2 separate regions of the Homo sapiens genome follow, and region 1 is linked to region 2. Evidence: chromatin loops called from intact Hi-C (ENCODE). Cell type or tissue: PC-9. All regions are shown on one strand. Links, peaks and the distances in the headings refer to the core of each region. The heading gives the core; the rest is flanking DNA. Region 1 overlaps ZBED4 (zinc finger BED-type containing 4). Region 2 overlaps BRD1 (bromodomain containing 1).

Region 1 (15,939 bases), core at 5,141-13,140, 79 kb before region 2:
CTGCCTGGGGACTGCTGTGGCTCCGACTGCAGGGCTGGGCTCTGACGGCAGGCCTGGTTTTCCTAGACGTCCTTCTGCACATTGACGTGGCAGCCGCCCAGACAGGTGTGTCTCGGTTTCTCCAAGTCAACAGCGCCTGGAGGTAGGATCCACACACAGCACGGCCCTCCCAGAGGCCATGTGAGGGCCCCTTGGGGGCGGGGGACAGGGCGATGTGGGGGCCCTGGGCAGGACCACCAGCTCTCATCCCACAGGTACGACAAGAGGGAGGATGTGCAGCCGGGGACAGGCATGCTGGCATACACACACATCCTCATGGAGGCGGCCCCTGGGCTCCTGGCCCTCTACAGGGACACACACCGGGTCCTGGCCAGCGTCGTGGGGACCACAGGTGTGAGTCTGAACCTGACCCAACTGCCCCCCTTCAACGTCCACCTGCAGACAAAGCTGGTGCTTCTGGAGAGGCTCCCCCGGCCGTCCTGAGGGGGACCAGGCAGCCCTCAGCAGCCACAGGCCTTCCAGGAGCTGTTATCACTACCAGTTTCTGGCACAATTCCAGCACAATTATGACAATTCAGAGAAGCAAGTCAAAGGACTGGGCACCTGCCTCTGACAGACACCAGACCAGGTCCAGGGCCTCCTCCACAGCCTCAGCTGGGGCTCTCAGCACCAAAGAACGAGGGGCCCAGGTCTTGTTGGCACCCCGGGAGCCACTGCCCAGGGTGATGGTGGCCAGCTCAGGGCTTCCTGCGGGTGACTGTCGCCCAGACCAGGTGCCATTCATGACTAATCAGGAGCAGCGGGCTCACCCAGGCACCTGTCTGCCAGGAGGCCACGTGTGTCCTGCCCACCCAGGGGGAGCTGTATTTTGGCAGCACCCCACGCTTGCTGCCCGAGGGCCTCTTGGGGCACCTAAGACAGCACCCCCTCTCAGGGGAGACCATGGTGGCCCCGGCCGCACCCCCCCACCCTGGTGCCACCACTGCAACTTTTGTATTCACAGGCATCCCATCTCCATCACAGATAAAATCTTAGGAGATAAACACATTCAAAAAGGAATGAGATAAAAAGAATAAGGCAATAAATGTTGATTGGAACCTCTCAAGATTACAGAAAATAATGAGAATGAAATTTTAAAAATGTTTCCTATGTGATAGCTTATCACAGGTGACTATTCCAGGTGTTATGGTAAAGGGACAGCTTGGTGCTGTCAGCCTCACTGACCATGCATTTATAAAGCACCAAAGTGCGTGTGATGCTGCTGGGCACTGGAGATGGGACCAGGTGCTGCTGCACACGTATGCACACACCATGCATACATGCACACACACCACACACGCATGCACACAGTGCACACGTGCACACACCATGCATACACACCACACACCGTGCACACGTGCACACACCATGCATACACACCACACACAGTGCACACGTGCACATTACCATGCATCCACACACAGTGCACACGTGCACACACTATGCATACACAGTGCACACGTGCACACACCATGCATACACACCACACACCGTGCACACGTGCACACACCATGCATACACACCACACACAGTGCACACGTGCACATTACCATGCATCCACACACAGTGCACACGTGCACACACTATGCATACACAGTGCACACGTGCACACACCATGCATACACACCACACAGTGCACACGTGCACATTACCATGCATACACAGTGCACACGTGCACACACCATGCATACACACCACACACAGTGCACACGTGCACATTACCATGCATACACACAGTGCACGCGTGCACATTACCATGCATACACAGTGCACATGTGCACACACCATGCATACACACCACACAGTGCACACGTGCACACACCATGCATACACAGTGCACACGTGCACACACCATGCATACACAGTGCACATGTGCACACACCATGCATACACACCACACACCGTGCACACGTGCACACACCATGCATACACACCACACACAGTGCACACGTGCACATTACCATGCATCCACACACAGTGCACACGTGCACACTATGCATACAGTGCACACATGCACACACCATGCATACACAGTGCACACGTGCACACACCATGCATACACACCACACAGTGCACATGTGCACACACCATGCATACACACCACACACAGTGCACACGTGCACACACCATGCATACACACCACACACAGTGCACACGTGCACATTACCATGCATACACAGTGCACACGTGCACACACCATGCATGCACACCACACACAGTGCACACGTGTACGTTACCATGCATACACACAGTGCACGCGTGCACATTACCATGCATACACAGTGCACACGTGCACACACCATGCATACACACCACACACAGTGCACACGTGCACATTACCGTGCATACACACAGTGCATGCGTGCACATTACCATGCATACACACAGTGCACACGTGCACACACCATGAATACACACCACACACAGTGCACACGTGCACACACCATGCATACACACAGTGCACACGTGCACACACCATGCATACATACCACACACAGTGCACACGTGCACATTACCATGCATACACCACGCATGCACAATGCACGTGCACACCATGCATACACACCACACATGCATCCACACACAATGCACAGATGCGCACACCATGCATACACACCATACATGCATGATCACACGTGCACACACCATACATACCCACCACGCATGCACACACACAATGCACAGGTGCACACACCATGCATACACACCACACAATGCAATCGTGCACACACAATGCACACGTGCACACACCATGCATACACACCACACAATGCAATCATGCACACAATGCACACGTGCACACACCATGCATACATACCACACATGCACACACGTGTGCATAAAGACATGATTTCTTCCTGTGCTCTTTGAGAGCTTGTGGCTGTTGCCCAGGTGCCCTGGGGCTGCCTCTCCACCTGATGCCTCCTGGTTTTCCCATTGCGTCTGGCGAACATCTGTGCAGACACTTCCTGACTCCCACAGAGGCCAGATGGTGAGGGCTGGAGAGCAGGCTTCCTGGCCCCAGCATCCCACAGACATGGGCTCCCTCCCCCATCCATCCACCTGTGTGTCTCAGGTATTCACTGGTTATCCACGCTCGTTTGTTCTCTTTTATCGCTGGCCACATGTGGATTGCCTCCCGACTTCAGTGGTCTGTGAGTCACTCCTGTCTTTAATTATCCTGGTGTTCAAAGTGTACGAGATTTGCTGGCGGGAACCCTGCCATGCTCTGCCTGTGTGCCGTGCCTCTCCTTCGAGCACCTCCTCATGACCAGGCATGGCAGGGCGTCCTCTTGGGCCTCTGGCCTCGGCCATTGCTCTGTGGGTCTTGGCTCCCTTTGGTGGGGAACAGCGTTAGAGACCGGGATCTAGACACGAGGTGTGCTCGATGCCACGGGGTGCCTGAGCTTTAGGCCCTTTCTGTGGACAGGCTAGGGAGGACAGGCATGCTGCGTGCAGTTGCACACGTACATATGTAATATGTGTGTACAGATCTGAAACAGCACAGAACCGTGCCTGGATTCCGTCCCACCTTGCACGGTTCTCCCCCACCCCCCATCTCCACCCTGAGGACCCTGGCCCCCAGCAACAGCAGCATCCTCACGCATCTGCTAGGGAGTCCAGTGCACGCCTGCTCGAGAGCTCCAGTGCAGCTTTGCCACAGGATTGCAAAAACAAACCCACCATGAAGAGGTCGGGATTGTGTGCAGTTCACTCCCTGCCCACAACTGCGGGTGCCGTCAAGCACTGTGCTCATGAGTTCCTTGGGTCGGCTTCTCCACCGTCAGTGTAGTGGTGCCTTCGTTGGAAATACAGCTGGGTTCATCCTTCCCGTTTGCTTTCAGTCTTGTGCCTCCCACCATACCCCACACCCCCATCCTGTTAGGTTTGTAGAGTGTGACCATCCTTCTAGATGTCAAAACTGCCCCTGAAGACAGATGCAGGGAGCCACTCCCTCCTGTACCTCCTCCTCGCTTTTTGGTAATGAGCATAATTGTCTCCTGGTTTATCTCCCATGTGTTTAATTTTGTAAAGATAAACATTACACATATATTCCCCTCTTTCCTAGACGGAGCATTCTTTGTAGGCTCTTTTGCACTTTGGCTTGTTTTGTTTTAGAGACAGGGTCTTGCTCTGTCACCCAAGCTGGAGTACAGTGTTGCAAACATAGCTCACTGTAGCCTCCATCTCCTGGGCTTAAGCCTTCCTCCCACCTCAGCCTCCCAAGTAGCTGGGACTACAGGTGTGTGCCACCAAGCCCAGCTAATTTTTAAAAAATTTTTCTTGAAGAGATGGGGTCTCGCTGTGTTGCCCAGGATGGTCTTGAACTCCAGGCTTCAAGCAATCCTCCTGCCTTGGCCTCCTAAAGTGCTGGGATGACAGGTGTGAGCTTCCAGCCACCGTTTTTTTCACCTAACACTCTCTCCTGGAAACCATGGTGTCGATGCAAGGATTTCTCACTGGCTGGCACTCTACCACATGATAAGCCACAGTTTCCTCAGCTGCTGTCCTCTCTGTGGTCAGTTAGGTTATTTCCAATATTTTGTAAATTCAGATAACCCTGCCATGAATAACTGAGTGCGTTTGTACTTTCATATTGTTTGAGGTGTGTCTTCAGGGTGAATTCCTAGGTGTGGTAGTGCTGGGCTGCGGGGTGATTGCACATTGGTTGCATTGGGTATTGCCACGTTCCCTCCACAGGGTGGTCCCATTTTGCAACCCCACAGAGCCGAGCCTTTTTAATTGGCCAGTCTGAGGGGTGAGTGGTGGTTCAGTGTCGTTTCAATCATTTTTTTTTTTTTTTGAGATGGAGTCTCACTTTGTCACCCAGGCTGGAGTGCAGTGGTGCGATCTCGGCTCACTGCAACCTCCGCCTCCCAGGCTCGAGTGATTCTCCTGCCTCAGCCTCCCAAGTAGCTGGGACTACAGGTGCACACCACCATGCCCGGCTAATTTTTTTTGTATTTTTAGTAGAGACAGGGTTTCACCATATTGGCCAGGCTGGTCTCGAACTCCTGACTGAGTGATCCACTCGCCTCGGCCTCCCACCCAAAATGCTGGGACTACAGGTGTGAACCACTGTGCCCGGCCTGCATCATTTTTCTTATGAGTGAAGTTGAATGTCTTTTCATATGCTAATTTTTTGGTATTTTTTGTAGAAATGGGATCTCACTGTGTTGCCTAGGCTAGTCTCAAACTCCTGGGCTCAAGTAATCCGCTTGCCTTGGCCTTCCAAAGTGCTGGAATCGCAGGTGTGAGCCACTGTGCCTGGCTGGGGTTAATTTTTTAACATGGTGTGAGGTACGGATCAATTTTTTTTTTTGTCTATGAATATCCAGTTATTCTAGCCCCATTTGTTGAAAACATTATCCTCAGTGGTGCACGCCTGTAGTTCCAGCTACTAGAGAGGCTGAGGCAGGAGGAACCCTTGAGCCCAGGAGGTTGAGGCTGCAGTGAGCTGTGATTGCACCACTGTGCTCCAGCCTGAGTGATGGAGAGAGACCCCTATCTCTTAAGAAAAGAAAGAGAAAGAAAATACTGTCTTTTCACCACTGAATTGCCTGTGCACTTTTCTCAAAAATCAATTCACTTGGCCGGGTGTGGTGGCTTACACCTGTAATCCCAGCACTTTGGGGAGGCCGAGGCAGTGGATCACCTGAGTTCAGGAGTTCAAGATCAGCCTGGCCAACATGGTGAAACCCCGTCTCTACTAAAAATACAAAAATTAGCCGGGCATGGTGGCGGGCACCTGTAATCCCAGGTACTTGGGAGTCTGAGGCAGGAGAGTCACTTGAACCTGGGAGGCAGAGGTTGCAGTGAGCTGAGATCGTGTCACTGCACTCCAGCCGGGGCGACAAGCAAAACTCCATCTCAAAAAAAAAAAGAAAAAAATCACTCAAGAGAATAAGAAGACAAACCACAAACTGGGAGAAAATATTTGATATTTGTGAAACACATATCTGATAAAGAACTGGGTCAGGTGTGGTGGCTCACGCCTGCGATCCCAGTACTTTGGGAGGCTGAGGAAGGAGGATCGCTTAAGCCTAGGAGTTCTAAAATTAGCCTGGGTGATATAGTGATACTCCGTCCCTACAAAAAACAACAACAAAAAATTTATTCAGGTGTGATGGTGTATGCCTGTAGTCCCAGCTACTTGGGAGGCTGAGGCAGGAGGGATCACTTGAGCCCAGGAGGTCAAGGCTGGGCAACAGAGTGAGACCCTGTCTCACTGGTCTCCAATATATACAAAGTATATATTGAACTGGTATCCAATATATACAAAGAACTCTTAAAACTCATAAATAAGAAAACAATGTGATTGAGGCCGGACGTGGTGGCTCACGCCTGTAATCCTAGCACTATGGGAGGCCAAGACGGGCAGATCACGAGGTCAGGAGGTTGAGACCATCCTGGCTAACATGGTGAAACCACATCTCTACTAAAAAAAATACAAAAAAATTATCCGGGCGTGGTGGTGGGCACCTGTTGTCCCAGCTCCTTGGGAGGCTGAGGCAAGAGAATGGCATGAACCCATGCAGTGAGCCAAGACTGCACCACAGCACGGCAGCCTGGGCGACAGAGCAAGACTCCATCTCAAAAAAAAAAAAAAAAAAAAAAGAAAACATGGGCAAAAGATCTGAATAGACCCCTCACCAAAGAAGATACGCAGATGGCAATTGAGCATATACAAAAATGCTCCTCATTATATGGTCATTAGGGAATTGCAAATTAAAACAAAAATGAGACACCACTACGCACTTGTTAGGATGGCCAAAATCCAAAATGGATAATGCCAAGTGCTGGTGCGGATGTGGAGCAACAGGAACTCATTCATTGCTGGCGTGAATGCAAACCAGTGTAGCTGCTTTGGAAGACAGTTTGGCAGCTTCGTACAGAACTAAGCATACTCTTACCCTGTGATCCAGCAATCAAGCTCCTCAGTATCTACTCAAGGGAGTTGAAAACTTACGTCCACACAAAAGCTCGTACAAGGATATTCATAGCAGGTGTATTCATAATTGCCAAACCTTGAAAACAACCAAGATGCCCTTCAGTAGGTGAATGGATAAACTGTGGCATGTCTGTTATTCAGTGCTAAAAATAAGTGAATGACTAGCCCATAGAAAGACATGAGGGAATCTTAAATGCATATTAGTGAATGAAGCCAGTCTGAAAAGGCTACATACTGTATGAGTCCAACTATTTGATATTTTAGAAAAGGAAAAATTATGGAGACAAAAAAGACCGGGGCTGGCAGGGAGGATAGGATGAGTAGGTGGAGCATTGAGGAATTGTTTTTTTTTTTGACTGGGAATTTTCTTCTGCTTCACTTTAAAAGTGGGCCAGGTGTGGTGGCTCACGCCTGGGATCCCAGCACTTTGGGAGGCCAAGGTAGGTGGATCAGCTGAGGTCAGGAGTTCAAGACCAGCCTGGCAAACATGGCGAAACCCGTCTCTACTAAAAAAAAATATACAAAAATTAGCCAGGCGTGGTGGCAGGCACCTGTAATCCCAGCTACTGGGGAGGCTGAAGCAGGAGGATTGCTTGAACCCGGGAGGCGGAGGTTGCAGTGAGCTGAGATCACGCCATTGTACTCCAGCCTGGGCAACAAACCAAGACTTCATCTCAAAATAAATAAAAAATAATAAAAAAAATTAAGAGGACAAAGTACCAAGGTAAATGTTGACAGGAAAAGAGAAAAGATATTAAGACTTCACTGATGCTGTGAGACTGAGGGTGCTGTGGCAGAGAGACAATGGGCTGGACCACGCCAGAGAGGAGCAGGGGACCAGGACCTGGGCCTGCATAAGGGCTCACATGGCCTTGGGACCATGGACATGGCAGAGGCTGGGGGCAGGTGGCCATGTGGCCTCTCCTCCCTCACCCACCTCAATAGGAGGATACTAGAGAGGTCCCCCAGGACCCACTCCAGCCGAACAAGGTCTGCTGGGATGCTTCTGGAAAAACCTTTATTTCCTGAAGAAAAAGAGCATCTCACGGGGAGAGATTTAGCCACAGACGTTCCTGAGCATGAGGATGACGCCTAGGTGAAAACTGAGGCCCAGGGCCCTGTTGTCAGCACCCCAGAAGTCTCATGCAAGAGACACGTGCATATTTAGAATTATTTTATTGAGCCACACCAGTGGGTTTCCTCTGGTCTGTTAACAGACTGTGCAGGAAGGTGCAGCAACAGTCACTGAAAGGCTGACATGGACATCAGGACCAGCTCACTGGGAAGAGATGGTGGGCGGAGACCCAGCAGGGACACGGGCCCTTCCCTGGGGCACAGTGCTGAGCAGAGGGGCTGCTCACAGGAGACCCAGCATTTGCCCTTCCCAGAACTCAACCAAGACTGCCAAGTGGACTGATGGCTGAGTGAATCTAATCTCATTTAACTGCAGCTGATCAAATATTAAGACTCCTTTAGAGTGACTGGTCCTACTCAATTAAAATCCACTACATTTATAAGTAGAAGGCAATTCTTTAATTGTTTAAAGAAAACCTAGTATTTTAATTAGTAACCTCAATAAACTAAATGTTAATTGTAAAGCCGTAAGTAAACATAAATGGTCTTCCCTCAAGGATACAAACTCTCCTTACAGCACCACTTTTTTTTTTTTTTTATTTTTGAGATGGAGTCTCGCTCTGTTGTCCAGGCTGGAGTGCAATGGTGCGACCTCAGCTCACTGCAACCACTGCCTCCCAGGTTCAAGTGATTCTCCTGCTTCAGCCTCCTGAGTAGCTGGGACCACAGGTGCGCACCACCACACCTGGCTAATTTTTGTATTTTTAGTAGAGCTGGGGTTTCACCACGTTGGCCAGGCTGGTCTCGAACTCCTGACCTCAGGTGATCCACCCACCTCGGCCTCCCAAAGTGCTGGGATCCCAGGTGTGAGCCACCACACCTGGCCCACTTTTAAAATGAAGCAGAATAAAATTCCCTGTCACAAATCCAACCAAAATTACAAAATCCCTACAAAGGACCCTAACGAGAAACGACTAGAATGAAGCGAGTGGATGTTAGAGCAGGAGGATGGGAAGACTTACCCCTGCAAATGCCTCTGCCTCTCAACTCAGAAGCTCCAATGAGAATTTTTATGGTGATAAAATACTGAATACAGCCACAGAGCCCTATAAAATAATGAAGTGGGTTTACTAACATAGAAAGATGGGCTGTAAAGCAATGTGTACAGCATGGTGTCACCTGGGGCTCAGAGCCTCCCCTCTCCCTCCATCAGCCTGTCTGCCCCCAGCGGCAATGCTCCTGCCCCTCCTCCTCCTCCTGGGCTTCACTCCCACATGTGACTCCCTCCAACTCTCCCCTCCCTGCTTCAAGGGTGTCTCCCTCTCTCCTCACTCAGCTGTCCCCCAGGGCAGTGCCTTTGGGGTGGGTGGACGTGAGAGGCCTCTGGCCTCCACACACTGCCCACTGCTACCCTTGCTCAAGGCTGCTCAACCAGGGAGGAGACGGCCGTCCGGCAGGATGGTCACTGGGGCCAGAGGGAGTGGTCAGTCAGGACACATTCTGGAACAACACTCACTTTATTTGCTGCTGAGGCAAGTGTTCAGATCTCTCACTGTGATTGTCTATTTCTCCTCTTAGTTCTTTCTGTTCCAGTCACATTTTGGAGTTGTGTTCTTTGGTGCTTTTATGTTTAGCATTGTTGTGTCATCCCATTAACCTCACCACTTGGTCACTGAGCTGTCCCTCCATCTCTAATGAGTCCTCCTGCCTGAGGCCGTGCTGTCAGATGTGAACAGCTGTAGCAGATGTGTGGGTGGTGCCCTGGCTTCTGGCCTCTCGCATTCACTCTGCATCCTTGGACTCGATATGTGAAGCCTGTGAATGAACATAGCTGGGTTTTGTCTATCCAATCTAACACACTTAATTGGAGTTTGCATTCCACTTACATTTAATATGCTTGCTGACACATTTGGTTTAAAGCTACCATTTGCCTCTGTTTCCTATGTGTCCCATCTGGTTATTTTTCCTTTCTTACCTTCTTTGGGATTAGTGAAAGTAGGTATTAGTCCAGTTTCATCAACATGTTTATTGCTTTTAGCGGTTACCCTAGAGATCACGTCTGATGTCAGAATCTACTTTATTATTTTTTTTGAGATGAAGTCTTGCTCTGTCGCCCAGGCTAGAATGCAGTGGTGCCATCTCGGCTCACTGCAACCTCCGCCTCCTGGGTTCAAGCAATTCTCGTGCCTCAACCTCCCGAGTAGCTGGGATTACAGGCATGCGTCACCAGGCCCAGTTAATTTTTTGTTTTTTCAGTAAAGACGGGGTTTCATCATGTTGGCCAGGCTGGTCTCAAATTCCTGACCTCAGGTGATCCGCCTGCCTTGGCCTCCCAAAGTGCTGGGATTACAGGTGTGAGCCACTGCACCTGGCCCAGAATCTACTTGAAATCCATACTTTCACCCCTTGCAGGATGGTGCAATCCTTTATTTCCCTCCCACCTTTTGTCCTTACTGTCCATGTATCTTAAGTCTACCTGTATTTTGAACTCTAAGAGATAGTTTTAGGCAGTCTATTATTTATTTAGCTTTCCCGTTTCTGCTCCTTTCAGGAGTATTCCTTGTTCCTTCCCACATCAAGTGTCCACCTGGAGAATTCCCTCCAGGATATATTTTAGGGCTGGTTGGCTGGTGACAAGTTTCTGCAATTTTTTGTTTTGTCCAAAAACTTAAGTTCATCCTCACTTTTGAGGAATCTTCTCACTGGGTATATAAATCTAGATTGGTAATTATTTCCTTTCAGCATTTAAAAAAAGCCACTCCACCATTCCAACTATTTGTTTTAGAGAGTCAGCTGCCAGCTTTATTGCTCCTCTGAAGGTAAAAGTGTCTCTCCTCCCTCCCTCTGCTTAAGGTTGTCTCTTTCTCTTTGGGTTTCAGCACTTTGCCATGATGTGCCTAGGTGCAGGTTGTTATTTTCAATTTATCCTCATTGGGGTTCAAAGATATTGACACCTATGGCTGATGTCCCAACAGTTCTGGAAAGTCCTCAGCTGTGATCTCATCCAAATGGCGCTCCACCCCTTCTCTCTCCTCTTCTGGGACTCCCGTCAGCTGTGTGCTAGTCTTTTCTCTTGCGCTGTGTCTCTCAGGCACTTTTCATCTCTCTGTACTTCAAGATGAATGTTTTCTACTGGCTTGTCTTCCAATTCAGTAATCCTTTCATCTATAAGCCTAATTTGGTACTAACTACATCTAGGGAATTCTTCATTCATCGTTGTGTTTTTCAGCATTAGCACGTTTACAGATTCTCTCTGGTGGCATTCTCCACCTTCTCATCCATATTATTGAATGTATAAATCATAAAGTCCGTGTCTGAAAACTCCAGTATTTGGATCACCTGTGAGACTATTTCTATTGTCTTATGATTCTCTTTTCAGTCACTTAGTCCTTTTTTTCAGTGTGTCTCATAATTTTTTTATGAGAGTCAAACTGTTTATCTGTAAAGTTATAGGAGCTCTGATGTTTTCATTGAAAGAAAATTTAGTTTTCCTCTAGCAGAAAGGTGAGGCAGATCGCCCTGATGCAATCAAGGCTGAGATGGCTCAAGCCATGTCCAGACTTGGTGAGGGTTGGTCCCTCTCCAGTTTGCCCTTCAGGGGACTCACCTGGAAACCTCAGAGTTTTCTCAATGGCAGGCACTGAAGTCCCAAGTTTTGTCTCCCTTGCCCAAAGATGTCTCAGCTTTCCAGCCTTTTGCTGCTATATTTGGGTTTCCAAGCCTCTTGCCTCAAGCACAAGCAGCAACCAGGAATAGGCACCTGCTGCAGGGGAAGCTGCACACTGGGAATTCGGCCACTTCTCTGAGGCTCCTGGCATCCTGGCCAACATGACAGCTTGTGTGTTGCTGCCGGTCTCCCAGCCCAGTGACACCACGCCAGCTCTGGTTGCCACCTTCTGTCAGGCCTTAGGGCAGGACACCAGCAAATGGCCCAACAGGAAAAAATGTTGTGAACACAGGACTCACCTTTATGCAAGTCTCATCTTACTAGGATTTTGTTTCTTCAAATCCTGGCTGTCTTACTCTCTGATGTCTTCAAAAAGTTTTTTTTTTTTTTTTTTTTTTTTTGAGACAGAGTCTTGCTCTGTCGCCCAGGCTGGAGTGCAGTGGCACGATCTCGGCTTACTGCAACCTCTGCCTCCCAGGTTCACGCCATTCTCCTGCCTCAGCCTCCAGAGTAGCTGGGACTACAGACGCCCACCACCACACCCAGCTAATTTTTTGTATTTTTAGTAGAGACGGGGTTTCACTGTTTTAGCCAGGATGCAAAAAGCTCTTTTTAAAAATATATTTTATATGGCCTTGATAGTTCTTGGGAAAGGTTTGGTCTGATAGCAGTTGCTGCCTCATAGTCAGAAGTGGAAGAGAAGGGAATTTTAGCTTTAAATGAAGTTCAATGTTTTATTATTGCAGGAGTGGTCTTCAAAAAGTTCATGGAAAATGCATATTATGACAAAACTATGCATGCATTTCAAAATTCTTTTGCTCCAAAATAAACTCATACTAACTTGTTAGAACATGCCTGAATAGATCTAGTTTGAGGCAGTAAGAATCAGTTTGAAAAGGGCTCCTAGCAGAACATGAATTCTGCAAAAACTGAAGCAAAAACAAGCATCAAATCTATAGTGAACCTTGGGTGGAAGAATGGTGAAAATCATGATGCTTTACAAAAAGTGTATGAGGACAGTGCCCTAAAGAAGTCAGCAGTATACACATAGATACCTCGTTTTAAGAAGGATCAAGACAACATTGGAGATGAAGACCACAGTGGCAGACCATCCACATCAATTTGCAAGGAAAATATTGATCTTGTTCATGCTCTGATTAAAGAGGACTGACGATTAACAGAACAATAGCCAAGACCACAGACATCTCAACTGGTTCAAAATTGAAGTTGAGCAAGCTTTCCACTCGATGGGTGCCAAAACCGTTGTGCCCAGATCAGCTGCAGACAAGAGCAGAGCTTTCAATGGAAATTTTAAACAAGTGGCATCAAGACCCTGAAGCATTTCCTTGAATTATAACAGGAGATGGAACAGGACTTTACCAGTACCATCCTGAAGACAAACCACAATCAAAGCAATGGCTACCAAGAGGTAGAAGTGGCCTAGTCAAGGCAAATGTGGACAAGTCAAAGTAAGGTCATGGCAACAGTTTCTTGGGATGCTCAATGCATTTTGCTTGTTGACTTTCTGGAGGGCCAAAGAACATTTTTTTTTTTTTTTTGAGATGGAGTCTCGCTCTGTCGCCCAGGCTGGAGTGCAGTGGCACAATCTCAGCTAGCTGCAAGCTCTGCCTCCCAGGTTCACGCCATTCTCCTGCCTCAGCCTTCCGAGTAGCTGGAGTAGCTGGGACTAGAGGTGCCTGCCACCACGCCCAGCTAATTTTTTGTATTTTTAGTGGAGACGGGACGGGGTTTCACCATGTTAGCCAGGATGGTCTCGATTTCCTGACCTCGTGATCTGCCCACCTCAGCCTCCCAAAGTGCTGGGATTACAGGCGTGAGCCACCGCATCTGGCCACAATAACATCTTATTATGAGAGTGTTTTGAGAAAGTTAGCCGAAGCTTTAGCAAAAACACACCCAGGAAAGCCTCATCAGTGTCTTTCTCCACGATGACAATGCTCCTGGCTCATTCTTCTCATCAAATAAGGGCAATTCTTCAAGAGTTTTGTTGGGAAATCATTAGGCATCCACCTTACAGTCCCGATTTTGCTCCTTCTGACTTTGTTTCCTCATTTTAAAAAATCTTTAAAAGCACTCATTTTTTCTTCCGTTAATAATGTTAAAAAGGCTGCACTGACATGGTTAAATTCCCAGAGCCTGCAATTCTTTAGAGGTGGACTAAATGGCTGGTGTCACAGCTTACAAAAGTATCTTGATCTTGATGGAGCTTACATTGAGAAATAAAAATGTTGTTTTGTTGTTGTCATTGTTGGTGGTTTTAAGAGAGAGGATCTTGCTCTGTTGTCCAGGCTAGAGTGCAGTGGTGTGATCACAGCTCACTGCAACCTCAAACTCCTGGGCTCAAGTAATCCTCCTCCCTCTGCCTCCCAAGTAGCTGGGACTACAGGCATGCACTACCAAACCTGGCTAATTTCTTGAACTCCTGGCCTCAAGCAGTCCTCCCACCTCAGCCTCCCAAAGTACTGGGATTACAAACATAAGCCACTGTGCCCAGCCAAGAAATAAAGTTTTTATTTTTTTATCATCTTTTACTTCAGTATTTCCACAAATTTTTTAAAGTCCCTTCGTATAATGACTGGTAATTTCATTCACTGAAGAGACAGTTCTGAGGCTCATACAAAGAGCTTTTTATTATCTGAGACAGACCTGAGAAATTAAGGAACCTGCCTAAAACATCATTTCCAGGCAGGGAAACAAACAGCTCGCAGCTGGGGTTCTGAACGGAGAGGCAAGGTGGGAATGGCTAAGAATCAACATATTTTCTAGTTGCACCCACAGTCCCCTCATTCAAGTAGTGAGAGTCGTGTGACTGTCAGCACTGGGCCTCTTGTCCATCTTCCTGCAGGACTGTCAGCAACTGGAGGGCAGAGACGGTTTGACCATTGAGTGCCGGTTTCAACAAATGTCCACCAACGAAATGAAGGGAATGTATGAGATAAAATGACTCTCCTAGTGTCATTCAGGAAGGGCCATATTTTCTGTTGAGTAAAGCAAGCCCTCATTTTTTTCTGCAATCCCCTTTTATACACTGACTGTTACTCAGAACACTTCAACTAAAAATACAGCAGCATGAAGCTGAAAGCTTAAAAAAACAAACAAAAAAAACCCCATAAAGGCAGGCTAGCTCAAGGGCCAGCAAACTTGCTATTCTGGAAAGGGCCAAACAGTGAGTATTTTCAGCCCTGTTTGTCCCTTTCAGTGGGCCTGTGGTCTCTGTCACAACTATTCAGTTCTCCCGTCGCAGCCTGAAAGTAGCCAAGACACCATGTTAAAAAAACAGCTGTGACTGTATTCCAAGAAAATTTCACTTAGAAAAATGGGCAGAGTGCCGGACTGGGTCTGTGGTTGCAGCTTGCCAATCGTGGACTAGACTATATGCTCTGTGAGACTAGAGACTGTGTCCACGGAAATCTCTGTTGCATTCCAGGAACTAGCCCAGGCCCTGGAAAAGGGAGGGCACTTCATCTCAGTTGAATGAATGAGTGGATACAATTCTGCTACAGTTAGTTGTGCTGGCTTGTTTTGGAGAGAAAATCCATGAAGCTCAATATCCCAAAATTCTAAGGATATTACCATTCCAAATACAATCTTAAGAAACACAGGACTGCAAGCTGGTCGTGAGCACAGCTAAGCAAGAACTGTGGCTCCCTCCTATCCTGTGCGCAACCCTTTCTACACCAGGATGACACTGGCCAGGGCTGCTGGCGAGGGAGAGATGGGTGGGCCATGGACCCCACCTCCTCTGCAGCCTCACGGGCACTGTCCCTGACCAGCACTCCTGGGCACTCTGGAAGCAGGCTGTTCTCACGGGAACAAGCGCACAGCTACCGGGTAAGAGGACACCAGGAAGAGCGTGCACAGAGGCTGCGGCCAAGGCAACCCCTCAGGGCTGCCCACCGGCTCCTGCATTCTGGCACCACTTGAACACGAGACCTGGAAAGTCATCACCATGGCCATGATCAGAACTGTTGTTGTAAGAATTACATCTCCACTTCCCTGGAGCCCTGTCTGGGGTTAAGGTGAAATTTCAAATGCTGCCCAAGTATGGGCTCTAGATAATGGACCACAAAGAATATGCCTGTTTTCTTATCCTAAAAATAAAAAGCCAGTGTCTGCCAGCACTAGAAAATTGCAAATAAGAAGTTTAATTTCAGAAACTGAGTTCACCATTTATAAATACACTAAA
Region 2 (15,939 bases), core at 258-8,257:
TTTATAATTCTAGTGGTTTAAAAAATTAAAATTTCAAGTAAAAAAGATAGTTCTTTTTTTTCCCCCCTTTTTTTTGAGGTGGAGTCTTGCTTTGTTGCCCAGGCTGCAGTGCAGTGCGGTGATCTTGGCTCACTGCAACCTCCACCTCCTGGGTTCAAGTGATTCTCCTGCCTCAGCCTCCTGAGTAGCTAGGATTACAGGCACCTGCCACCACACCCGGCCGATTTTTGTATTTTTAGTAGAGACGGGGTTTCACCATGTTGGCCAGGCTGGTCTTGAACTGCTGACCTCAGGTGATCCACCCGCCTCGAACTCCCAAAGTGCTGGGATTACAGGCGTGAGCCACTGCGCCAGGCTAAAAGAGATAGTTTTAAGGTTATAATCTGTTTTTTTGTAAGTTTGATATACTATGATTAAATAATAACAGCGGTAAATAAACACTTTGAAAAACAGGCAGGGCTGGGTGTGTGGCTCACACCTGTAATGCCAGCACTTTGGGAGGCCGAGGTGGGTAGATCACGAGGTCAGGAGTTCGAGACCAGCCTGGCTAACATGGTGAAAACCCATCTGTACTAAAAATATAAAAATTAGCCAGGCGTGGTGGTGCGCGCCTGTAATCCCAGCTATTCAGGAGGCTGAGGCAGGAGAATCTCCTGAACAGAGTCCTGCTCTTCTGCTCAGACGGGTGCAGTGGCATGGTTATGGCTCACTACAGCCTCGACCTCCTGGGCTCAAGCGACTCCCCCACCTCAGCCTCTTGAGTAGCTGGGACCACAGGCATGTGCCACCATGCCCTGCTAATGTTTTTATTTTTTGGTGAGATGGGGTCAAGCAATCTGCCTGCCTCGGCCTCCCAAAGTGCTGAGATTACAGGCGTGAGCCACCATGCCTGGCCTTACATTGATTTATTGTTATTTTTTCTTTTCTGTTCTTCTTTTTTTTCCTGAGATGAAGCCTCGCTCTGTTGCCCAGGCTGGAGTGCAATGGCATAATCTCGGCTCACTGCAGCCTCCACCTCCCAGGTTCAAGCGATCCTCGTTCCTCAGCCTCCCGAGTAGCTGGGACTACAGGTGTGTGCCACGGTGTCTGGCTAATTTTTGTATTTTTTTTGTAGAGATGGGGTTTCACCATGTTGTCCAGGATGGTCTCAAACTCGTGACTTCAGGTGATCTGCCTGCCTTGGCCTCCCAGAGTGCTGAGATTACAGGCGTGAACCACCGCACCCAGCCCTATTTTTTCTTTTCACTTCCTCTCTCCAGCATACATCAGTTTTTATTAACGGATTGAGTTGCACCTGTATAGAATGACATTTTTTTTTTGAGACGGAGTCTTGCTCTGTCACCTAGGCTGGAGCGCAGTGGCACGATCTCGGCTCACTACAAGCTCCACCTCCCGGGTTCACGCCATTCTCCTGCCTCAGCCTCCTGAGTAGCTGGGACCACAGGCGCCCACCACCACACCTGCTAATTTTTTGTATTTTTAGTAGAGACGGGGTTTCACCATGTTAGCCAGGATGGTCTTGATTTCCTGACCTCGTGATCCATCTGCCTCTGCCTCCCAAAGTGCTAGGATTAGAGGCGTGAGCCACCGAGCCCGGCCAGGAGGACATTTTGTCTTTAGTCTTAAAGGAAAAGGGAAAGTCTTTTCCATTTGCACCAGTTTGAAATTAGGGCTCCCTTAACATGGATTACTGCAGGACTCATTCACATGAGAGTTCATACATGGGGTGAAAAGACAAACAGGGTTTCCTGATAACTCTTTTTGGTTATTGCATGAAATGAGGGATAAATACACGCATAATCTGTTTAACAAAACTCCTAGGTTCATCAGAATGCAAAGTAGAAAGTGTCTTAAAAGAGACTGTGATCAGCAGGCAGACGGCCTGTGTCGGTTTGGTTCCTTTGACTGCTTCAGATCTTCTAGGAGGAGCTCCTCTACTACGAGAGCCTGGACTTCAGCCTCACGGACAAGAACCTCAGATAGGCAAGGCTTTGTGATGGGTGCTCCTCCTACCTTCATTCGAATGAGGTTTTCCTCCCGCCTTCACCCTGATAGGGTGCTCCTCCCGCCTTCACTGGTGTCATTTTATTTTGAGTTTAAAAGGATGAACTGGTCTTGGTCAGCCTTAGGAAGGGAAGCATCACTCAGGTGAAAATACGTGGCGAACTTTAAATACCTAGATATTCTCCTCATGCATTTAAATTAGAGTGACTTGAGCTGTTAGAAAAGTTGACTGGGTGCGGTGGCTCAGGCTAGTAATCCTAACACTGGAAGGCTGAGGTGGGTGGATTGCTTGAGCCCAGGAGGTCGAGGCTGCAGTGAGTTGTGATCGCACCTTTGTATTCCAGCCTGGGTGACAGAGTGAGACCCTGTCTCTAAGGGGTTTTGCATGGTTATCCAGAGCAGTCTCTTGAATTTTGGTTGTCTTTGACGCAGCTGCATCTGGAGATCCTCTATGTGAGGCATGTTTAGAGAAAGAGAAACATTGACCCCTGGAATTGATATTCTTCCAAGAAATCTTTTAGTCTTGTTGGTAAAGGCAGTCCTCAGATGGTACCGGTCCCTTTGTTAGTGGTGAGCCTACAGAGATGGTGCCTGGTGTGCAGAGCGATGTGGTTGGATGGAGGTGAACAGAGCAGTCTAGGGCCCCTGGGCCGCCTGCTGGTCCTAGCCCATCACAGCACAGTCATTCAGCAGACATGCTGCACCAGCTGATTGTTTGAGCTTGGGCTTGGTGCACATGATGGAGTTTGTCTGGATCTCCTGTCTTGGTATTCCATAGGAAGATGAGTTGGTCCAGCCCATGTCCTAATAGATGTTGTTAGCAGGAAGTCTGAACTTGAACTATCTCACATGAAGAAAGTTCCTTCTGCTGCCTCTTTTTATTTCTCTTTGGCTTCATGAACAGTCATGCACCCCCAGTGCCATCCTTTTGAGCTCCCCAAGGCCTCTGCCAGACACATCACCTCCAGGGGTGACTCCTTGACCCACCGTGCCATCACCACTGGCTCTGCACCCCTTCTGAGCCATTCCTGGAGCTTGAGGCACTGTGAGGTCAGGGGAAAAGGGTCAGCGTGGCAAGGAGAGATGGTCACCCAAGCTGGGGTCATAGAGCAGCTTATGGATTTCCTGGAAGTCAGTGGGAACTCATTTGGGAACCCCCAAAATGAGTCCCTGTGGGGTGTCTGAAATGGTGGCAGAAGGGGCAGGAATGGGGTCCGGCAGTTCTCTTCCCTCAGGTCCTGGCGGATGGATAGCAAAGTCCTGTGTAGACAAGGTCACCCACAGGTGGTATATGCCGGCTGCTAAGGGCCTTGGGTGGCGGGCCTTGGCCCCCGCAGTCCAGAGAGTGTCTGTTTACTATTCCCTGCAGGGTAGGCACCTTGGGCCCCAGAATTCGGAAGGCACTTTTTTCCTACCTGGACTCACTTCCTGCAGTGTTGGAGGCCACCTGGCCCTAGTCTATTTTATAGAGACAGGGTCTCACTATGTTGTCCAGGCTGATCTTGAATTCCTGGGCTTAAGCAATCCTCCTGCCTAGGCCTCCCAAAGTGTTGAGATTACAGGTGTGAGCCACCTCGCCCAGCCCCAGCCTTAGTCTGTAGTCTAATGCTGGAGGGTAGTATGTTGACTCTGGAATAAAGATGTCACTATTCTGGAACTTTTTCTGGGGTCACTGTCGGGAGGCGTTGTCTCCCTTGAGCACTTGCTGCAGCCCCAGGCTGTTGACCTGCACAGCCGTCCTCAGAGGGTGGGGAAGCTGTTCTGTCTTGGGGGCGTTGAGTCCACTAGGTAGGCCCTGTGAGGATCCCAGCTGTCACCTAGTGGGTACCTGCAGAGGTTTTGTTTTGTTCTTTTAATTGAGGCGGGGTCTTGCTCTGTTGCCCAGGCAGGAGTGAAGTGGCGCAATCCTAGGTCACTGCATCCTTGAACTCCTGGGCCCAAGTGGTCCTCAGCCTCCCAAAGTGCTAGGGTTACGGATTAGAGCCACCGGCCGCGGCCCCCTTTGGCTTGTGTTTTTAAGTCTTTTTTTCCTCCATGTTTCTGGCTGTTAATTTTTTATAAAAGTTTGTATCTGGCATGGATTGAAGCAGGAGACACTGGCTCAGTGCCCAGTGGGGAGAGCCCTGTGTGGGTACCTCCCGGGCGGTGTGGGTGCATGAGTTGGCTGCTGCGGGTGGCACCGGGAGGCCCTGTGTGGGTGCCTCCCGGGCAGTGTGGGTGCATGAGTTGGCTGCTGCGGGTGGCACTGGGAGGCATGGCAGGGGCCATGAGGCCACAGGTGGCAGCTCCCTGTGCTTGACCTGCATCGGGTCTGGAGTGGCGGGCACTCGGGAAGGAAGCGCCAGGACGACACATTGGAAGGAGGAGCTGCAGGGCAGGTCCAGCCAGTGCCTGGGAGCTCGGGAGGGCACCTGGGTGGACGCAGCCTGCAGGAGCGCCTGCTCTCCTGTATGAGGAACAGACCTGAATGCCGTTTCAGACACTGACTCATTCCTGCCCTCCTGTGACTTTGTTGGTTTTCTGGGTTTTAGTGCAGATTGTAGCTGGCAGCTCACAACAGAGCCCTTCCTGGTGCAGGCTGACAGGCAGGAGGGATTCTCCTCTACAGAAATGGACATTACTATATCTGGAAACAGTTTTTTTTTTTTTCTTCTTTTTGAGATGGAGTCTTGCTGTGTCGCCCAGGCTGGAGTGCAGTGGCGTGATCTACGCTCACTGCAACCTCTGCCCCCTGGGTTCAAGCGATTCTCCTGCCTCAGCCTCCCGAATAGCCGGAATTACAGGTGCACGTCACCACGCCCAACTAATTTTTGTGTTTTTAGTGGAGATGGGGTTTCGTCACGTTGGCCAGGCTGGTCTCGAACTCCTGACTGACCTAAGGTAATCCGCCTGCCTTAGCCTCCCAAAGTGTTGGGATTACAGGCATAAGCCACTGTGCCTGGCCTAGATTTGTTTTAATTGAAAAAGCTGAAGCAAATAAAAATTGTGCTGGGGAAAACTCTGAGTGCTCAGAGCATGGGCTGCGTTTCTCACTGGCCTCACCGCACCTTCCTCTGCACTCAGACTCTCCTAAAGATGCTGGCATTTACTGAACTAAAGGTAGCATTTCGCAGAGCAGGGCCGTGGGCCATGAACCACAGTCATCTGGCCATTTAGACAGCTCTGCCCTGCCCCCGGCGACTTGGGTACCCAACCATGTCATTCCCACCCCTAGCTTTGTGGGGCAACGTTCCTCTAGGCCGGGTTCTCTTCCCTGAAGCACCCCAGGCATGTAGAAGATGTTCTCAGCAGAGGGGAGACACCACAGTGTAGCTGATTTCTGTCTCTCTTCACTTTCACCATATTTACTTACTTTTGGTAGAAGTGGGGTTGAAAATTTATGTGAAGTTTTCTTTACTACTGGGGACAGCGGGGCAGATTACTGCCACACATAATCACCTCTGCTCCAGCCTAGGTGCTACCTGCTGGAGGCGATGGTGGCTTTCCTGAGAGCACCTCCTGGGCTCGGGCTGGTGGGGAGCTTGATTTTACCTTTTTATGTGGAAATAACTTCAAATTTACAAAATATTCACAAAAATAAAGAGAGCAGGGACTACCCAGGTGCTCTACATAGAGTTGCCTGTTGCTGGGGCTGCGTCCTCTTTTGCACACCCTGCCCCGTCGGAGAGGATCCCAGATGTGGCCCTTGCCCATGCACGTCAGGCATGTGAAAAGAGCAGGTGTCCCCTGGCGATGGGCAGCAGGCTTTGTGGTGCCCCAGCCTTGGTGCAGGAGTCCCCTGAGGTGAGATTCAGGGCTCTGGCCGGCTGGTCTCATGTGTTTCCTGAGCGATGGATGTGGGCACGGCGTCCTCCACCTCGCACCACCTGGCATGGGGTCTGCGTGTGTGTCATGCCAGGGTTCTGGGCCTGCACCGGGGGCTCCTGCCCTGCCTGTGCACTGTTTGTCGGGGGCTTGTGCCCGTGGGTGAGTGTATCTTTTCATTTTTAGTGATGTCTTTAAAATATTCTTTTTTAGTTTGGAAATCTTTGGAGAGAGCCCCCTGTTCTTTCACTCAACTTTAGAAGTTATACGCACCTGGCCAGCCTCCCCTCTCCCATTCCTTCCATTCCATTGTTTTGAAGCGAGTCCTGGCCATGGAATTCCGTTCGTGCACCCGTCAGTGTGTAAAGGTTCTGAAAAGCAGCCTGAATTTTCTATTGTCTGATGAACCGAAGTTTGTTCATTTCATCGTACTCCTCAAATTTATCACCCTTTCCCCATGTGGCATGTGCATGCTGGGTCTGCTTGAAGAAACTCGTCCCCACTCTGCAGCCGTAAAGCTGCTCCCTGTATTTCCTCTAGGAGTCTTTACAAATTTTTTTTTTTTTTTTAAATGGAGTCTCACTCTGTCACCCAGGCTGGAGTGCAATGGCACAGTCTTGGCTCACTGCAGCCTCCGCCTCCTGGGCTCAAGCGATTCTGCCTCAGCTTCCCGAGTAACTGGCATTACAGGCGCCTGCCACCACACCTGGCTAATTTTTGTATTTTTAGTAGAGATGGGGTTTCGCCGTGTTGGCCAGGCTGGTCTCGAACTCTTGACCTCAAGTGATCGCCCACCTCGGCCTCTCAAAGTGCTGGGATTATAGGCATGAGCCATTAATGGCTCCTGGCCAAAAATTTTTTTAATAAAAATAAAAGGCTGGGTGTGGTGGCTCACGCCTGTAATCCCAGCACTTTGAGAGGCCAAGGGGGGCGGATCACGAGGTCAAGAGATTGAGATCATCCTGGCCAACATGGTGAAACCCCGTCTCTACTAAAAATACAAAAATTAGCTGGTCGTGGTGGTGGGCACCTGTAGTCCCAGCTACTAGGGAGGCTGAGAGGCAGGAGAATCGCTTGAAGCCAGGAGGCAGAGGTTGCAGTGAGCTGAGATCATGCCACTGCACTCCAGCCTAGCGACAGAGCGAGACTCCATCTCAAAAAAACAAAAAATAGAGATGGCGTCTCACTGTGTTGCCTAGGTTGGTCTTGAACTCCTGAGCTCAAATGATCCACTCACATCAGCCTCCGAAAGTGCTGGGATCATAGGGGTGAGCCATGGTGCCCGGCCACCTCGAGGAGTCTTGAGCCCTCCTGGAATTGCTGTTTGGTGTGAGGTTGGGTCAGGCCTGGTGAGTCATCTGGGTTGTGAGCCAGCCTGCTTGGCCTCCTGGTCTCAGGCCAGCTGTGACCTGGACCTTGGGCCACCCAGCAGCTTTGTGCTGAGCCTCAGTCTGCGGTTGGGAGGGCACCCCTTGTCTCCAGAATGGTCCTGGCGTGTGAGGTCCTTGGTGCGTCCGTGTACAGTGGGCGGCACCTTGTCTCCAGAACGGTCCTGGCGTGTGAGGTCCTTGGTGCGTCTGTGTACATGGGCGGCACCTTGTCTCCAGAATGGTCCTGGCGTGTGAGGTCCTTGGTTCGTCTGTGTACAGTGGGCAGTAGCTTTAAAGTTCCTGCTTCACCTTGTCAGACTTCTGGTTAGAGTCCTCCCGACATTAGTGTTCCTTTAGGAAGCTTGGACTCTTTACACCGTTAATTACACTGTTAATTTCACTTAAACATGGAGGTGGCCCAGTTTGCTGCCCATGTAAGACTACTTTTACTTTTTTGAGACAAGGTCTTGCTCTGTCGCCCAGGCTGGAGTTCAGTGGCATGATCTCAGTTCACTGCAGCCTCCACCTCCAGAGTTCAAGTGAGTCTCATGCCTCAGCCTCCTGAGTAGCTGGGATTATAGGCATGTGCCACGACTCCTGGCTCTCTCTAGGACTTCTTTAATGTCATAATAGAAGCTGATGGTTTTCTCCATAAAAGTCTATTAGATTTATTTCTAGGCACTTGTTAATATAGTACTTCTTAAAATTAGCATTTTTGTTTTTAGCTATGTGTTGTAGATGGATACAACATGTTGTAAGATTCTTTTGGATCGTCTTTGTGGACAGTATCTGTGAAGAATGACTCCTGCCTCAGTCTCCCACTTGAACCCAGGAGGTGGAGCTTGCAGTGAGCCGAGATCGCGCCATTGCACTCCAGCCTGGGTGACAGAGCAAGACTGTCTCAAAAAAAAAAAAAAAAAAAGGAGCAGACTGTGCTCCTTGCCATAGGATTTTATCCATGTTCTTTTATTTCTGCCTCTCAAATACTGTTTAATCTTAACGTATTTTTAAATTTTGTGTGATTTTTCTGTTTTTGAGAGGAATTTTTGATATGTTAATACTATAGATCTTAGTATATTTTAAAAACTGATGATGTTTGATACATGCCAAATCATGTGTGGACCATAAATGTAAATAGCAATGCCCACAAACCCACCCATAGCCTAGGAATTGGGAGACTCAGCACCGCCGGCTGAATTCGCCTGTGCGGTGTGTCCCATTCCATCCCTGTTCTGCCGCCCGTGGGGGAATTTTGTCAGCTTCACTGAGACACTTAGTACCCTCCCCTTACCTGTGGTTTTGCTTTCCATGGTGTCAGTTGCCCATGGTCAGCCATAGTCTGAAAGTATTAAATGGGAAATTCCAGCAGTAAGCAGTTCATAAGTTTTCAGTTGTGCACCATTCTGAGCAGCGTGATCACAGTCTCCCTGTCGTGTCCTGCCTGCCGGGAGCGTGAATCTAACCTTTGTCCAGTGCACCCACGCCGTGCAGCTGCCTGCACCTTAACCCGCTTAGTAGCAGGTACCAACATCCAGGCTGGCGCTCGGTCCTGTTCCAAGTTTCAGGCAGCCGCTGGAGGTCTTGGAACCATCCCCCTTGGTTAAGGGGGGACTCTTGTCATTCACACACCATGAAATTTACCCATGTGAAGTGTACAGTTGAGTGGATTTTAGTTCACAGAGTTGTGCATTTATCACCACCACCAATTTTAGAAATTTTTATCACCTCCAAAGGAAACCCTGTGCCTCTTAGCCATTACCCCAACTTCCCACCTTCTCATCCTCCCCCAGCCCTGGCAGCCACCCATCTGCATCCTGTCTCCGTGTATTTGCCTGTTGTGGGCATTTCATAGAAATGTGTTTTTTTGTTCTTTTATGAAATGTGTTTTTTTTGTTCTTTCACTGAGCATGTTTCCAAGGTCCATCCATCGTGCCCCCTGGGTCGGTGTGCCATTCCTTTTCACGGCTGCGTAATGTTCATTGTATGGATAGGCCACGTTTAAAAAAATCTGTTCATCTTTTGATGGATGTTTGTTTTTTTCCTACTTTGGAGCTATTATGAACAATGCTGCTCTGAACATTTGTGTAACAGTTTTTAGGTAGTGTGTTTTTATTTCTCTTGGGTATATTCTAGGAGTGGAGTTGCTGGGTCATGTGGTAATGCTGTTTAGTATTTTGAGGAAGTGCCAGATTGTTTTCCAAGGCAGCTGTACCCCTGTATATTCTCAGGCGCTGTCCTTTTGATGATACCCATTCCATGGTGCAGGGGCAGCGATCGCTCGGGGGTTTTGCTTTGCAGTTCCACAGTGGCTGAAGATGTTGCCTGGCCATTTGCATATTTTCTTTGGAGAAATGTCTGTTCAGATCTTTGCCATGTTTTCATTGGTTAGCTGACTTCTTACTGTTGTCATAAGAGTTCTCTGTTCTGGGTACTAGACTCCCTATTAGATACATGACTTGCAAATACTTTCTCTTCATTCTGTGGGTCATCTTATTGTTTTATTCAGTGTTCTTTGAAGCACAAACATTTACAAGTTGGATGGAGTCCAGTTTATCTGCTTTCTCTTCGGTTGCTTGTGCTTTTGGTGTCACATGTAAGAAGCCTTTGCCTAACCAAGGGTCTTTTAATAGGAGTTTTATTTATTTTTATATGTGCACATATATATATATTTTAAGAGCTGGGGTCTCACTGTGTTGCCCAGGCTGTTCTGAAACTCCTGGGCTCAAGCAATTTTCTCGCCTTGGCATCCCAAAGTGCTGGGATTACAAGTGTGAGTCACCGCGTCTGGCCACTGTTTTCCTATATATGATAATTTCTACCTTTACCTGATAGCAGTCTAGAAGCATGTGGGGCTTGCTTGCTTGCTCGCTCGCTTTCTTTCTTTCTCTTTCTTTCTTTTTTAACCAAATTAATTTTTTAAACTCTTGATATCCATTGCTTGTGCTGTGGGCAAAGGACGTGACCTGCATGGTACGCATTCATTCTTTGATGCTTGTTGAGACTTTATGGCCCAATAGGTTATACATTTTTTATAAATAGTCCATCTGTGCTTGTGAATATGTGTGTTCTTTCTTTCTTTGATGCAATATTCTCTATGAGCTTGTTGGGTCAAATGTATAAGTCATGCTTACATTTTTAATATCCTTAATTTATTTTTGCGTGAATTGGTTTCATTAGGCTTGTAGGTTTAACAGTTCTCATTGTAGCTCCTGGAGGTTTTGCATTTGATATTTTCAAGATGTCCCGTTAGGCAGTGTGTACGCATTTGGAATTTGGTCACTTCCTTCGATCATGGTCCAGTAGCCCTCATAGCCCTCTTCACTCCAGTCATGGTGTTTCTCTGGCCTCAGTTCAGCTGATCGGTCAGCAGTACCCACTTTCTGCTCCTTAATGTACACCTGAACATTTTCCTTATGTCCAGCTTCAGCCTTGCTGTGGTATTTTAAAACTGGAATTACATATATATATATATATATATTTTTTTTGGAGACGAAGTCTCATTCCGTCACCCAGGCTGGAGTGCAGTGGCGCGATCTCGGCTCACTACAACCTCCGCCTCCCGTGTTCAAGCGATTCTCCTGCCTCAAGCCTTCCAAGTAGCTGGGATTACAGGCACCTGTCACCACGCCTGGCTAATTTTTGTATTTTTAGTAGAGACGAGGTTTCACCATCTTGGCTAGGCTGGTCTTGAACTCCTGACCTCATGATCCACCTGCTTCGGCCTCCCAAAGTGCTGGGATTACAGGCGTGAGCCACTGCACCTGGCCTAAAACTGGAATTTTAAATTTTTAACCAGATTGACAACCTCTTCATTAGCAACTTTAGACTGTTGACTTATGTTGGATTACTGATCTATTTTGGATTTGTTTCCATGATCCTTTTTTTCCCTTTTTCTTTATTTTTCCTCTGAGACTGAGTCTTGCTATGTTGCCCAGGCTGGAGTGCAGTGGTGTGATCTCGGCTCACTGTAATGTCTTCCTCCCGGGTTCAAGCAGTTCTCCTGCCTCAGTCTCCTGAATAGCTAGGATTACGGGCGTGTGCCATCATGCCTGGCTAATTTTTTTGTATTTTTAGTAGAGATGGGGTTTCACCATGTTGGCCAGGCTGGTCTTGAACTCCTGACCTCATGATCTGCCTGCCTCGGCTTCCAAAAGTGCTGGGATTACAGGCGGAAGCCACTGCGCCCGGCTCACTTTTTCTTCTGATGTATTGACTCAGATGGTTTTGCTGTTTTGGAGTCGGGGGCATTTTTCCTCCTCTACTCATTTGGAAGGTGCACATTCCATTTAACTCTCTGTATTCAAGTTTTTTCAGTATTTTACTGTGGTCACGTACACATAACATAAAATGTACCATCTTAATCATTGTAAGTGTATAGCTCAGGGGCATGAAGCACTTTGATATTGCTGTTGCTGTGCAGCCATCACCACCATCTATCTTCAGAGCCTTTTTGTCTTCCCAGTCTGAAACTCTGTCCCAGTTAAACAGGAACTCCCCATTCCTCCCTCCCTGGCTGCGGGCGTTCACCGTTCTACTCCCTGTCTCCATGAATTTGACTCCTCTTCAGTCCCTCACATAAGCGCAATCAGGCAGTATTTGTCTTTTTGTGTCTGGCTTATTGCACTGAGCACATTTTCAAGGCTTTTCCATGTCATTGCATGCATTGGAACTTCCTTGCCTTTTAAGGCTGAATAACCCTCTGTATGTGGAGATAAGCTTTTGCTTACCCATTCCTTCCTCCATGGGCTCTTGGGTTGCTTCCATGTTTTAGCCATCGTGAATAATGCTGTGAAGAACATGGGTGATAAGTATCTGAGCCTGTTTTCAGTTCTTTTGGGTGTATACCCGGAAGTGGGATTGCCAGGTCACACGGCATTTCTGTCTTTAAGTGTTTGAGGAGCCACAACACTGTTTTCCACAGCGGCTACACCTTTTTACGTTCTTGCCGGCGGTGCGCAAGGGTTCAGGGTTTCCACATCCTTACCAACATTTTTTTTTTGTTTTTTGTTAGTATTTTTTGATAGCCATTCTAATAGGTGTGAAGGTGACATCATAGTTTGGATTTGCATTTCTGTGTTTATTGAGCATTTGCACTTTTGAAGAATTGTCTATTTGAGTATTTTAACCAGTTTTGAATTGGATTATTTTTTGTCAAGTTTTAGGAGTTTCTGGATATTAATCCCATTTCAGATACGTGATTTGAAAATATTTCCTCCCATTCACTCTGCTGTGTGTCTTTTAATGCACACATTTTAACATTTTTCATGAAGCCCAGTTTATTTTTTCTTTTTGTTTCCTGTGCCTTTGGTGTCTTATTCAAGAAATCATTGCCAAATCCAGTGTCATGAAGCTTTTCCCTTCTGTTTTAAGAGATTTATAGTTTTAGGTCTTATGTCTAGGTCTTCGATTTTGAGTTAATTTTTGTGTGTGAAATGAGGCAAGGTCCAACTTCACATTCTTTTGCATGGCCATATCCACTTGTCCTGGTGCCATCTGCTGAAAAGACTGTCTTTTCCCCTCTGAATGGTCTTGGCACCCTTGTCAACAGTCTCTGCTGGATACGGGAGGGTTCGCTTCAGGGTTCTCTGCTATTCCCATGGTCTATATGTGTGTCCTTTCGTCAGCACCGCACTGTTTTGATGACCGTAGCTTTGTGGTAAGTTCTGAAGTCAGGAAGCGTGACTTTTACAGCTTTTTCAAGGTGATTTGGCTGTTGGGTGTTCCTTGAGTTTCCATATGAATTTTAGGGTGGATTTTCCTATTTCTGCAAAAGACATCATTGGTATTTTGATAGGAATTGCATTGGATCTGTAGATCACTTTCGGTGGTATTGACATCTTAACAATATTGGTCTTCCTATCCATACGTTCCCTAGTGCATTTAGTGGGTCCCATGGTAAAGTATTTATGTGTCAGCATGTAGACTGGGCTTAACAAAAATCCAAGGAATACTTGATGTTGGAACTCTGGTGACCTCCCTCATTTCCGGGGTTCTTTTCCCTGGTGTGGGTTCTTTTTTTTTTTTTTTTGAGACAAAGTCTCGCTCTTGTTCCTCAGGCTGGAGTGCAATGGTGCGATCTTGGCTCATTGCAACGTCCGCTTCCCGGGCTCAAGCGATTCTCCCACCTCAGCCTCCCGAGTAGCTGGGATTGTAGGCACGCACCACCACACCCGGCTAATTTTTGTATTTTTAGTAGCGACGGGGTTTCACCATGTTGGCCAGGCTGGTCACGAACTGCTGACCTCAGGTGATCCGCCCGCCTCGGCCTCCCAAAGTGCTGGGATTATAGGCGTGAGCTACCGCGCCCGGCTCCTAGTGTGGGTTCTGACTTGTCTGCAGTCATCCCTGAGGTGGGCATTGCGGCTGCTGCCCCCAGGCCTCCTTCATCTTGCCCGTATTGCCGGCATCTCAGTCCACCCAGCCCTCAGGGACTGCTTTCTGTGGTTGTCATATGTATGTCTTTGCTTAGTTTTCTTATCTGAGGTCTGTTTCCCCTTAACTCTTCTGTCCGAGTTGAGTGGGGGTGCTCATCGCCTCAGCTGGGAAGCTGCTCTTCCATGCTCTTCCTCACTCTAATTTTGGGGTTTTCAGCCTCTTGCTCACATGAGCTCCCTCAGCCTCCCAAGTAGTTGGGGTCACAGACGCACACCTCTGCATCTGGCTCTTAAGTTTTTAAAGCATTTTCATCAAAGCCTTTTTGCTCACAACTTGTGGGCTGTTGACATTTCCAGAAGCCCTGACTCTGGAGAAGATGGTGGCTTGTTGTGATGAGGTCAGAATTTTTTCTCACATCTCATGGGTCAGAAGAAATAAAAACAAACAGAATCTTTCTTTCTTTCTTTTTTAAGAGATAGGGCTGGCTGGGTGTGGTGGCTCATGTCTGTAATCCCAGTACTTCGGGAGGCTGAGGCCAGGAGTTCGAGACCAGCCTGGCCAACATAGCAAAACCCCATCTTCACTGAAAACATAAAAATTAGCTGGGTGTGGGCCGGGAGCGGTGGCTTATGCCTGTCATCCCAGCACTTGGGACGCCGAGGTGGACAGAAACCTGAGGTCAGGAGTTTTGAGACCAGCCTGGCCAGCACGGTGAAACCTTGTCTCTGCTAAAAATACAAAAATTAGCTGGGTGTGGCAACGGGCGCCTGTAGTCCCAGCTACTAGGGAGGCTGAGGCAGGAGAATCGCTTGAACCCGGGAGGCGGAGGTTGCAGTGAGCTGAAATTGCGTCACTGCACTCCAGCCTGGGCAATAGAGTGAGACTCCATCTCAAAAAAAAAAAAAAAAAAGACTCACTGAACCAGAAGAGTTAAGTGTTGTGCTATTGACTGCACATGGTTTGCCTCAGTCCCAAGTGGTAAAAACAGACTGCTCCCAAAACAGCAGGCCATGAGGTGACCAGGTCCAGCCCAGCCCAGCCTGCAGAGGAGGAGCCCTGTGGGGCTGTGATCAGAGCCCAGCGTCCCAGTGCACCTGCCGATGCCCTCTCCAGCCTCTGGCTTCCTTCCGTTGGCTGTCCTTGGAGGGCTGTGCTTCGTGGGCAGGCGTTTGGTGTCCTGAGCATGCAGACTGCCCTTGGAGTGGTGGGCAGGATTGTTTTAGCCTAAAGGGGTTCCACATCTGCACGGGAGCTCTTGCTGATGGGTCACTCTGGCAAAGTTCCCCCGGCGGGTTCCCTGTGAGAAGGCACCTCACGGTCAGTTCTGGGTCTGGTGAGTGTTCTCCTGCAGGCTCCACGCTTGAGCCAGGTTCTGCCGGAAGAGGCGGCGTTGGGTTCCCTTGGTGGATGAGAGGCGCCGAGGGTCTTGGTGGCTCCATGTGCCCCCAAGGGCAGCACTTTGCATTTCTTGGGAGACTTGAAGATGACTGATGTCATTTTAGTGAGCACGGTAAAACAGCACCTGTTAGCGGCTTATACCTTGAGCTCTGTCTCTCTTCTTGGAGGTGACATGGGGACCAGTGCCCACCTCTCCCATGGCGTCTGAGTGGACAGTGTCTAAGGTTTTGGGCCCGCTGACACAGATGTGGTTGAAGTCAGCTTGTGTGCAGATGGGGTCACATAGAAAGAATGAAAACTGTTGAAGGCTTTGCTCAGCATGTTTTCTTTTTGGATATTCAATCTGATAAATGTTGTAGTGAATGAGAAGTGGATGAAATCTTTTTTTTTTAATTTTATTTTTGAGTCAGAATCTCGCTCTGTCACCCAGGCTGGAGTGCAGTGGTGCGATTTCGGCTCACACCAACCTCCACCTCCCAGGTTTAAGCGATTCTCCTGCCTCAGCCTCCCAAGTAGCCGGGACTACACGCATGTACCTCCACATTCAGCTAATATTTTTGTATTTTTGGTAGAGACGGGGTTTCACCATGTTGGCCAGGCTGGTCTCAAACTCCTGGCCTCAAGGGATCCCCCCACCTCGGCCTCCCAAAGTGCTGGGATTACAGGCAGGAGCCACTGTGCCCAACCTAAAAAGTGGATGAAATCTTCAAATGGTTGGAGATCGTGAATTTTGTTTTAGCAGCACTAGGGATAGTAGAAATACAGGTGTCATGGCTTAGGGAGAAAAAGTATGAACACATGGTTTTGTTAGCAGTAGTACTGTCATTTCTAGTTTATGTGATGAAACATCTTAATGTACTGCTTCAAAGATACACTGAGTGTTTGTGTTTTAGGTTAAATAGGATTGCGAATCAGGTGGCCATTCAGCGGAAGAAGCAGTTTGTGGAGCGAGCCCACAGCTACTGGCTGCTCAAGCGGCTGTCCAGGA

Evidence for each region. Peaks named below come from ENCODE experiments on the same cell type or tissue, not always from the same donor. Only the 100,000 strongest peaks of a DNase experiment are listed, where the experiment ranks them.
Region 1: a loop joins it to region 2, with 2.2 times the contacts of the local background. A loop is called at or near these places in 2 of 110 quality-filtered maps.

The regions. Positions count from the first base shown.
Region 1 is chr22:49,888,382-49,904,320 of GRCh38, reverse strand. It overlaps ZBED4 (zinc finger BED-type containing 4), which reads right to left. Exons shown (of 2, transcript NM_014838.3): 2 at 14,241-15,939. ALG12 (ALG12 alpha-1,6-mannosyltransferase) reads left to right here. Exons shown (of 10, transcript NM_024105.4): 9 at 67-142; 10 at 255-4,092. The coding sequence ends at 483. Among named protein-coding and RNA genes, the nearest start is that of ALG12, 22 kb to the left of the region's middle. RefSeq lists enhancers at 1,705-2,424, 2,425-3,144, 3,145-3,865, 15,537-15,939. In PC-9, for the core only: no CTCF peak of the experiment used is centred there; no DNase peak of the experiment used is centred there.
Region 2 is chr22:49,804,266-49,820,204 of GRCh38, reverse strand. It overlaps BRD1 (bromodomain containing 1), which reads left to right. Exons shown (of 13, transcript NM_001304808.3): 3 at 15,845-15,939. It also overlaps the pseudogene LOC100420885. Among named protein-coding and RNA genes, the nearest start is that of BRD1, 16 kb to the left of the region's middle. RefSeq lists enhancers at 3,700-4,242, 4,243-4,786, 14,172-14,672. In PC-9, for the core only: no CTCF peak of the experiment used is centred there; a DNase peak (open chromatin) is centred at 4,444.